3 separate regions of the Homo sapiens genome follow, and regions 1 and 2 are each linked to region 3. Evidence: chromatin contacts called from ENCODE Hi-C data. All regions are on one chromosome and are shown on one strand. Each heading gives the region's core, a stretch centred on a gene start or an enhancer-like site at or near the end of the contact. The rest is flanking DNA. Distances are from core to core; before and after follow the strand shown. Region 1 has its middle 320 kb from the start of CHAC2. Region 2 has its middle 410 kb from the start of CHAC2. Region 3 has its middle 360 kb from the start of CHAC2.

What was found. A loop is a pair of places that touch in the nucleus more often than their neighbours do. Pooled maps may share reads with other maps.
Region 1: a pooled map shows a loop between it and region 3 (4-fold over the local background). The contact joins two enhancer-like sites. A Hi-C loop is called at or near these places in 1 of 168 maps with a recorded cell type or tissue (tibial artery) and 1 of 50 pooled maps.
Region 2: a loop to region 3 is called in a map of PC-9, with 2.2 times the contacts of the local background. The contact joins two enhancer-like sites. A Hi-C loop is called at or near these places in 3 of 168 maps with a recorded cell type or tissue (HepG2, PC-3 and PC-9).

The regions. Positions count from the first base shown.
Region 1 is chr2:53,444,150-53,447,649 of GRCh38, forward strand. No RefSeq gene overlaps it. Among named protein-coding and RNA genes, the nearest start is that of CHAC2, 320 kb to the right of the region's middle. Within about 2 kb of position 1,447, at least 2 of the 41 ENCODE cell types and tissues checked have a DNase peak (open chromatin) inside an H3K27ac peak, as active enhancers do.
Region 2 is chr2:53,352,014-53,355,241 of GRCh38, forward strand. No RefSeq gene overlaps it. Among named protein-coding and RNA genes, the nearest start is that of CHAC2, 410 kb to the right of the region's middle. Within about 2 kb of position 1,583, at least 4 of the 41 ENCODE cell types and tissues checked have a DNase peak (open chromatin) inside an H3K27ac peak, as active enhancers do; they include PC-3 and PC-9, where a contact is called at or near this core.
Region 3 is chr2:53,402,348-53,405,525 of GRCh38, forward strand. No RefSeq gene overlaps it. Among named protein-coding and RNA genes, the nearest start is that of CHAC2, 360 kb to the right of the region's middle. RefSeq lists an enhancer at 1,555-2,754. Within about 2 kb of position 1,809, at least 3 of the 41 ENCODE cell types and tissues checked have a DNase peak (open chromatin) inside an H3K27ac peak, as active enhancers do; they include PC-3 and PC-9, where a contact is called at or near this core.

The sequences.
Region 1 (3,500 bases), core at 197-2,696, 41 kb after region 3:
TTCAGAAGCAAAATCCCTTTCTGACCTCCTCCTGTCTCTCAGCCTCATTCTCTCCCAAGGCTAGCCTTAAAAACTAGAATCCCTGTTCTCTCCAGGTGGGTCATAGACACCAGAACCCCTTTTCCCCAAAGCCAACATAAAACCTAAAAATACCACTCTAACTTTCTCCCCACCTTTCTCTGTAAGAACAGACATAAATAAATAATCTGACCTACCTTGACTGTAGGTCATAAGACTCCCATTCCAGAGAGTGTCCTCCCTCAGACCTGGAAATTAAAAATGCTGCATAGAGCAGCCAAGGAGAATCTGGACACAGGCCTCGCTTGGTTTTCCCCAGCCCCCCAAATCAGTCTATTACTATTAGATCATACTCCTTTTTGTCCAATCACATTTCTACATGACAGTCTCTACTTCATCAAACCTAAGCCCAAAATCGGATAGCCTCCCCTGTATCTTTGGGTCTTCATTCTGAAAGATTCTGTGTCACAAAGAAACTTGATCAAATAAACTTCTTACGCTTTTCTCTTGTTAACATGTCTTTTGATATGGGGTGTTGGCTGTGACCCTTATGATGGGGAGGCAATGGATCATACTTTTTCTGTCGATACATAATCATTTGTATGTCCTCTTTGGAGAAATGTCTATTCAAGTATGTAGCCCATTGTTTTATTATATTATTAGGTGTTTTTGTTGCTAAGTGAAATAAGCCAGTCACAGAAGAATAAATACTACATGCTTCTACTTATATAAGAAATGTAAAGTGGGCTGGGCACGTTGGCTCACACCTGAAATCCCAGCACTTTGGCAGGCCAAGGAGGGCGGATCACCTGAGGTCAGGAGTTTGAGATCAGCCTGGCCAATATGGCGAAACCCCGTCTCTACTAAAACTACAAAAATTAGCCAGATGTGGTAGTGCCTGCCTGTAATTCCAGCTACTCCGGAGGCTGACACAGGAGAATCTCTTGAACCCGGGAGTTTGCAGTGAGCAGAAATTGCGCTACTGCACTCCAGCCTGGGTGACAGAGAGAGATTCTGTCAAAAAAAAAAAAAAGATTTGTGAAGTGGTCAAACTCATAAAATGGTGGCTGCCAGAGGCTGAGGACACAGGGAGGGAGAAATGGGAAACTGCCAATCAGTGGGTATATACCTTCAGTTATATGACATTAGTAAGTCCCAGAGATCTGCTGTAAAACATCGTGCCTATAGATAAAAATATTGTATTGCATATTTAAAATCTGTTAAGAGGAAAGATCTCATGTTTAAATGTTCTTATCACAATAAAATGGAAAATATATTTTTAAATATAAAATAAAAAACAAAAAACAGAGGAACAGAGTGAGTCTGCTTTACCACTACTGAATGAGAAAGATGATGAGCAGGGACAGTAGGGAGAGCTGACTAAGCAGCAGTGTGGGCAGGGCCCACGTAAGTTCTGCAGGCTGAGTCACATTTTCAGATCTTATTTAAAGATCTTATTTAAATAATTTGTAAGACTCTCCTGGTTGTTTCTGATGCCTATAACTAAGCCTTAAATGACTAGCATAAAAGCAGTATTTAGTAGAGCTGGTATCTCAGGGAGAAAAGTCACCATCTGCCCAGAAAAAAAGGAAATAAGGAGACTCAGCTCACAAGGACAGATTTCTTTCAAAGGTCAGCTACAGCGTTGCAAGCAGAACTCGTTTGCCGTACCCATTATCTATATTGAGGGAGTGTGGCTTTGGCCATATTTGTATGATTAAGGAGCTAATGAATCACCTTGCAATAGCTGACCTTCGAATTAGAACTGCTTGATAGTTCCTGTCAGAGTCAGTGGTTTGCAAAAAGCAGCTGCTTATAAGTAGTCAACGTAATAAGCTATGTTTACTAGGAGCTTGGACCAGAATGCATTAAAAAAAAACAACAACAACTTTAGTTGTCGAATTCTCAAATAGTTATAATATTTGTAACTTATTTATAAGTGGAGATTTTAATTTATAGAGTATTTCCCCAACATATTTTCTTATAAGATTCCATACTTAATAGCAACTTCAATTATTTTTCAACTGCATCATCTTAAAGTTCTTTCCAGCATAAGAAACTTTGGCATCGTATTCATAATAGGAGAGACTTTAAAATATGATACTATAAACACTTTGGCACCATAGCTCCTTATTGACATAATTTAAATGGACTGTAAATATTTAAAAATCCAATATTCATCTCTCAGTATTAAACTAAATTTAAAACTAGAAAGGAGAACAAGTTTCCAGTCAAAACTGGCCCCTTCATTTTTCATATTCATAAAAATGAGAGATACAAGTTTTGCTCCATGGAAATGCAACAGTAGACTATTGTTCTGAGACTAGGCTCAAATCACCTCCAATTCTAGCCAGGCAATTTCCATAACATCACACAGCTTCAGGTGCCTCATCAGTGAAATGAAGTTAACATCTTTCTTATAGAGTCGTTTCAAGGACTGGATGGCAAATTGTATGTGAAAGAATCTAGCAAATTAGTATTCATTTGACAAATATTTTTAAATCTACATCTATCTACTCTTAACTTTTCAACATGCAAGAACAAATAGAAGCCACAAAATTTCTTTCAACCTAGAGAAGGGCAGCCTCTTGATTTCAATACCTTTCATGTCTTGAATCTGTTCTTCACATCTTCTGAAACCCACACAACATCCACTGGCACAAATCACTTTATTAAACATTGCTGCTTTTTGTAGAGCTGAGATATCCACTTAATATCAAAGAAAGACAAAAGGTGTTTTAGGAGTTAAAACAGAAACTTCCAAGAACAGCAGATGTGACTTACTTGTCTTTAAAGCACTGACACACGTAGAAAGTGCTCTGAGACCTTTGGTGTGAAAAGAAATATCTAATCAGCCACTCTGAACCTCATCTTGAAAGTTAATAATACCCCCTTCACAATGCTATTGGAAAGACCAAAAGAGAGAATATGAAAATGTCTGCAGCAGTAGCTGGCCTGTATGTGGCATGTTATTTGAATCACTGACTTGAATCTCAAGCATTCTCCATATAGCTGGCAAACTAATAAAAACAGCCTTCCTCAAAATTGTTTACAAATCAAAATGTGTCTATTATGTATTAAAAGTATTAATATGGGTGATTTATACTATATTCAGGCTTTCATATATGTATATAATCATTACCTTAAGCAATCTATGTAGCTGACGTATATAAATTCTCTCTGAAAACTTCCTACCTGCCATGAATTTGACCTACCATTTTGCGACCAAGACAAGGCCTGATTCTGAATCACCAGCTACCTACACACACCATTAAGAACCACTTTATTAAGACATAAACTGCTAATGCTTCATCATATTCTATATTCAGGACATAACCTTCACTGCTTTCATAGAGTGAAAAAGAATAAAAACAGACCTGACAATTGAGAACACTCAGTTTTGGGCAGCCTCGTCTCTTTTAAACAAATGTCTCGGGATTCATTCCTCATTTTATGAAATTGCTGTGATGTTTAATGTTACT
Region 2 (3,228 bases), core at 333-2,832, 51 kb before region 3:
AAACATAAGATCCAGGAAATAAGAAATCTGACTCAGAGTCTAGGCAAAGAGGGTTTCTAGAATAATGATGAATGGCAATGATGTATAGAAAGCCTAGAGATAGCTCCAAGAAGAATGTATTCAAGAAAAAGTTATAACTAATCAATTTTCTGATGTATCTAATCATACTAAAGCTATTTTATATATTCATAAATATTTACATTTATTTACATATTAGACCTTTGTCTCATTCCATGTTAGTATATGCAGACTGACTTAATTTTCTTCATTTTTAATTGACTTGTAACAGTTGTATATATTTATGGGGTTCAGAGTGATATTTTGATACATACATATGTATATGTATATATAAAATATGTAATGATTAAATCAGGATGATTAATATAGTCGTCACCTCAAATATTTACCATATCTTTGTGTTGAGAACATTCAGAATTCTCTCTTCTCCTATTTGAAAATATACAACAAATTATTGTTAACTATAGTCACCGTACAGTGCTATAGAAAACAAGAACTCATTCCATATATATAGAGAAATATTTATATATATCACACACACATGCACACATATTCCTCCTATATATAGTCCCCATATATGGGAGGAATATACGCACATGTAACTGTAATTTTGTATCACTTAACCAACAGTATTTCTACATCCTCTCCCTGGGCCCTAATAACCACACTTCTGTTTTCTACTTTAATGAGCTTCACTTTTTTAGGTCCTACATATAAGTGAGAACATGCAGTCTTTATTTTTCTGTGCCTGACACTTAACAGAATGTACTCCAAGATATTCATGTTGCTGAGAATGACAGAATTTTGTTCTGTTTTATGGTTGAACAGTATTTCACTAGGTATATGTACCACATTTCCTTTATCCCTTCATCTGTTGATGAACACTTAGGTTGATTCATATTTTGACTACTGTGAATAGTGTTGCAGTGAATATGTGAGCGCAGATATCTCTTCAATATACTGATTTCCTTTTATTTGAATAAATGCCAGTAGTGGGATTGCTAGATCATATGACATTTCTATTTTTAATTTTTAAGGAACCTCCATACTGTTTTCCATAATGGCTGTCCTACTGTACATTCCCACTAACACTGTATGAGCATTCCACTTTCTCTGCATCCTTGCCAGTATTTGTTATTTTTTGTCTTTTTAAAAATAACCATTCTGAGGATTAAGATGGTGGATGGGAAGCAGGACTAGCTTGCAGCTCTCAGGCTTGGACAGACAGAGCAGCATGTAGAAAATCACATCATAAATTTTGCTCCAAGAACTACTGCAGCAACATACCAGAAAAGCTGAGAGAATCCACCGACCCTTTGAAGGAACTGGATTGCCACTGCAGGCTCCCTGACATGCTGAAAAACTCTGAGTCTGCTTACTTTCTCAGCAGGGAGGCTGGTGGTCTGAGGTGAGCTCTCAGCCTTGGTCACTGGCTGCCTGGAAATAGACTTGGTACTGTTGAGGGGTACATAGTGGGAGTGAGATCGGCCTTTGGGACTGCAGGCTGTGTGGGAGCAGGGTGAGTCCTGTGACTGCTGGCTTTCCCTCACTTCCCTGATGACCTGTATGACTCAGCGGAGGCAACCATAATCCCCTTGGGAACATAACTCCATTGGCCTGGGAACCACACCCCTATCCCCCACAGCAGCTGCGGCAAGCCCTGCCCAAGGAGAGTCTGAGCTCAGACATGCCAATCTAATAGTTGTTTTGTTTTTAGTTGTTTTTTAACAGAGATTTATGGCAGGATTAGTTCCAATCATTTCTGTTCCAATGCAAGGCAGTTGTTGAAAGTCTAAGTCTAGTTGGCCCCTGAAATAGCACATAATGTTTTTGGGTGGTGAAGATGAGATACCTTTAACAATAAAGCTCCTCTCACAGTAGAGAAATGGCCACATGGTCATTAAAAATTATACTATGTCAACAGAATGAAACGCAAAACTATGTCTACCCTATAATTACATCATCGAAAGATTACATATGGGAGTGTAAAAGGCTGCAAATATTTTTAAAATACAAATATGTTAATCTATTAGTCAATAAAATTTATTTTAAATTTTGTTACTATTTTTATAATAGTGTTCAGACAATACATATTTCTTTCCAAAAAAATAGACAAACAATAACAGTAGTATAAACACTTTTGAGTATTAAGTTGCACAACTCTTGATAAAAGAATTCAGCAAAATTTCCGAATACAAAATTAATATACACAAATCAGTAGTTCTTCTATACACCAACAATGACCAACCTGAGAATCAAATTAAGATCTCAACCCCTTTTACAATAGCTGCAAAAAAAAAAAAAAAAAAAATACTTAGGAATATACCTAACCAAGGAGGTGAAAGACCTCTACAGGAAAACTACTAAATACTGCTTAAAGAAATCATAGATGACACAAAGAGATGGAAGTACATCCCAAACTCATGAATGGGTAGAATCAATATTGTAAAAATGACCATACTGCCCAAAGCAATCTACAAATTCAACACAATTCCCATCAAAATATCACCATCATTCTTCACAGAATAAAAAAAAAAATCTAAAATTCATATGGAACCAAAAAAGAGCATGCAGAGTCAAGGCAAGACTAAGCAAAAGGAACAAATCTGGAGGCATCACATTACCTGATTTCAAACTATACTATAAGGCCATAGTCACCAAAACAGCATGGTACTGCTATAAAAATAGGCACATAGACCAATGGAACCGAACAGAGAACCCAGAAATAAACCCAAATATTTACAGCCCCCTGGTCTTTGACAAAGCAAACTAAAATGTAAAATGGGGAAAGGACACCCTTTTCAACAAATGGTGCTGAAATAATTGGCTAGCCATACATAGGAGAATGAAACTGGATCCTCATCTTTTTTTTTTTTCCAACTTTTTTTTTTCTTTTTTTTATTATACTTTAAGTTTTAGGGTACATGTGCACAATGTGCAGGTTACTTACATATGTATACATGTGCCATGCTGGTACGCTGCACCCACTAACTCATAATCTAGCATTAGGTATATCTCCCTATGCCACCCCTCCCCCCTCCCCCCACCCCACAACAGTCCCCAGAGTGTGATGTTCCCCTTCCTGTGTCCATGTGTTCTCATTGTTCAATTCCCACCAATGAGTGAGAATACGCGGCGTTTGGTTTTTTGTTCTTGCCATAGTTTACTGAGAATGATGATTTCCAATTTCATCCATGTCCCTACAAAGGA
Region 3 (3,178 bases), core at 559-3,058:
TGAAATGGGGAGCCACTGGAAGGTGTTAAGCAAAGGAGGAACATGAGTTAAGTTTCAACAAGATTACTCTTGTTAAAAGAGTGATCTTGTGTTGAGCATAGCCATAAGGAGGTGTGGTAGCATCAGGGAGTGAATTCAAAGGTGGCTGCAATAATACAGGTGAGTGGTAACAGTAGCTTGGACCAGGAAAGCAGTGTGGATGGCAAGAAGTGATCAGATTTTGGAAGTGTTTCTTATCAAGAATTTCCTGTTGGATTGCATGTAGGACATGAGAGAAAAGAAAAGTCATGGGCAATTCCAAGGTATTTGACTTGAACAATTGAAAAGGAGTCATCATTTATTGAGATGTGGAACAGCTTTAGGATAAGAGAAAATCTGCAGATCAGTTTGGGAATGCTAAATTTTAGATACTTATTATTATCCAAATGGAGTTGTTGAGGAGGCACACAGATATATGTGTCTGGAGTTCAAGGGAGAGAAAGCAAAAAGAGATCTCTTGAAACCAAGAGAATCTTGCAAATAAAAGTTCATGTTTAGGAAAATGACCAAAATAGTAAGACAAAATGTCTAAACCCGAAAGGCCCAAGAATGGGTCCTGAAGAGAGTGATGTGGTATGAGGGGCTTTCCAATAACCCACCCTACAGTCTGAGAAGTTTTTCTAAAATGGAGGCCTGATTATGCTATCCCTCTGCTCAGGACTCTTGTACAGCCCCCAGGCTCTAAGAATGCAGTGCAAACTCCTTAGCATGACTTGAACCCTCATCATCTATCCCCTGCTTAATGATTCATTCAGCCTCATTTTTTGCCACAACATTCCTCCCAATCCCTTGCCCCCACAAAAGCATTCTCCAAAGAGGCTGGCTGACTTTTTAAAACTCAACACTTATAGCTATCTCTGATTTTTCCCTTCCCCACTCTCTTACCCAGACTAACCCCTATTGCTCTTTCAAGTTTCTGATAAGATATTGTCTCATTCCTTATTCTCATTGCCTTTTAACCCACTAGGTTAGAAGCTCTGTGAAAGGCAATGTATTAGTTTTTTGTAGCTGCTGTAACAAATCACTACAAAATTGGTGGCTTACAACAGTAGAAATTTATTCTTTCTCAGTTTTGGAGACCAAAAGTTGGCTGTTTTGGTGGGCTGAAATAGAGTTGTGGGAAGGGCCCCACTCCAGATGGAGGCTCTGGGGGAGAATCCTTTTTGTGGCCTTTTCCTTCTTCTGGAAGCTGTCCTGCCTCCGAGGCCCACGGCTCTGCACCTCCCCTTGCTTTATCATATTGCCTTCTTCCTCTTCTCTCACATTCCCTCTGCATCCCTCTTAGAAGGACACTGTGATTTCATTCAGGGCCCACCCAGATAATCCAGAATATTCTCCCCACAACAAGATCCTTAATTTCATCACATCTGCAAAGTCTCTTTTATTATATAGGGTAACATATTCACCGGTTCTGTGGATTAGGACTTGGATCATTATTTGTGGTCATTATTCAGCCTACTACAGTCAAGACTGGCTGTTCTATTCATCACAATATCCCCAGCAGCTAGTGCTGCATCTGCCATATAAGAACCCAGTTAATAGTACTGAAGAATACGTGAATGAATTTAGTGAGTTTTTATCACCCGAATGCCTCATTAATCTTCCTCATAGACACAACAAGAGATAAGTCATTACAGTAGTCACTCTTCTCCGTTTCACTTTCTGTGGTTTCAGCTACCCATGGACAACTTCAGTTTGAAAATATTAAATGGAAATTTTCAGAAATAAACAACTCACAAGTTTTAAACTGGGCATTTTCCTGAATAGCATGATAAAATCTTGCACCATTCTACTCCATCCCACCCAGGATATGAATCATCTCTGCCCAGCATATCCATGCTGTATATGCTACCTGCCTGTTAGTCACTCAGCAGTCATCTGAGTTTCCTTGTGATCACTAGATTACAAGAAAAAGGAGGGTGAGTATGGTGCATGAGATATTTTGAGAGAGACCACATTCACATAACTTTTATTACACTGTATTGTTACAATTGTTCTATTTTATTATTAGTTATTGTTGTTAGTCTCATACTGTGCCTAATTTCAAAGTAAATTTTATCATACATATGTATATATAGGAAAAAACATAGTATAGGGTTTGGCAGTATCCATGGTTCCAGGCATCCACTGGCGTCTTGGAACATATCACTCACAAATAAGAGGGGGCTCCTGAATCTCTTATCAACTTATTTTTGATAAACAAAAAGAAGTTTTCATTTGATCAAACAGCTTTTTCTCCTAGTATCAGATTTGACAAAGTTTATTAAGCTAGGGAAAAAAAAAATCCTTCGTCAGGTTATTGAGATGAAATACAGAAAACGGCACTGGGGTTCTTATCAAACTTAAATCTTACTGTAAACTTCTAATTGCCTCCCCAAAATGCAAATAATAAATCCTTTTGGGAAGACTATAGCTTGCCGTGAGAATGGTTAATAAGGGTTGGTGTGGGGGATTCAGTTACCAGGAATGAATGAGGTCCTGGGAGTCCAGGTCCCAAGGACACATGTGAGGTTTAATTTTCTCATCTTTATCATCCCAAAATGCCCCCTTTCTGATTAAGTCCCAGTAATGTTCCCTTGCATAACACAGTTCATTTAAAAGTTTAAATTCATGAGAAAATGATATAAAGAAAATATAAAACACAGCTAAGTAATTTTAAAGAAAATGTGACTAAGGGCTACTCATGGTACATGACTATGGTACATGTCTACCCAGAATAAAAACATTTCCCATCTTCCCTTCCAGCTAAGTGCAGCCAGATGACGAGTTGCTGAAAAATGGAGTATAAATGGAAAGCTGTACGTAAAACTTCTAATAAGTGCCCTTAAAGGAAGAAGAATGATCTTTTTCTCCTACCTTTTTCCTTACTCCTGGCTAGAGAGTAGGCATGATGATTAGAGTTCAAGCAGCTATCTTGGAACATAAGGCATCAAATTAAGAATAACAGAGCACTAAGAGAGAAGAAACTGAATCCTGATAATCATGCAACTACCATAAAAATCCTGGATTCCCTACCTCTGGAGTCCTCTGTGTTGAACAGAAATATACTTCTACCTTATGTAAGCCACTGTTATTTGTATTTATCTGTTATGTGTAGCTGAATCTAATCCAAAGTGATTCAGAATGTGGATACCTGGAA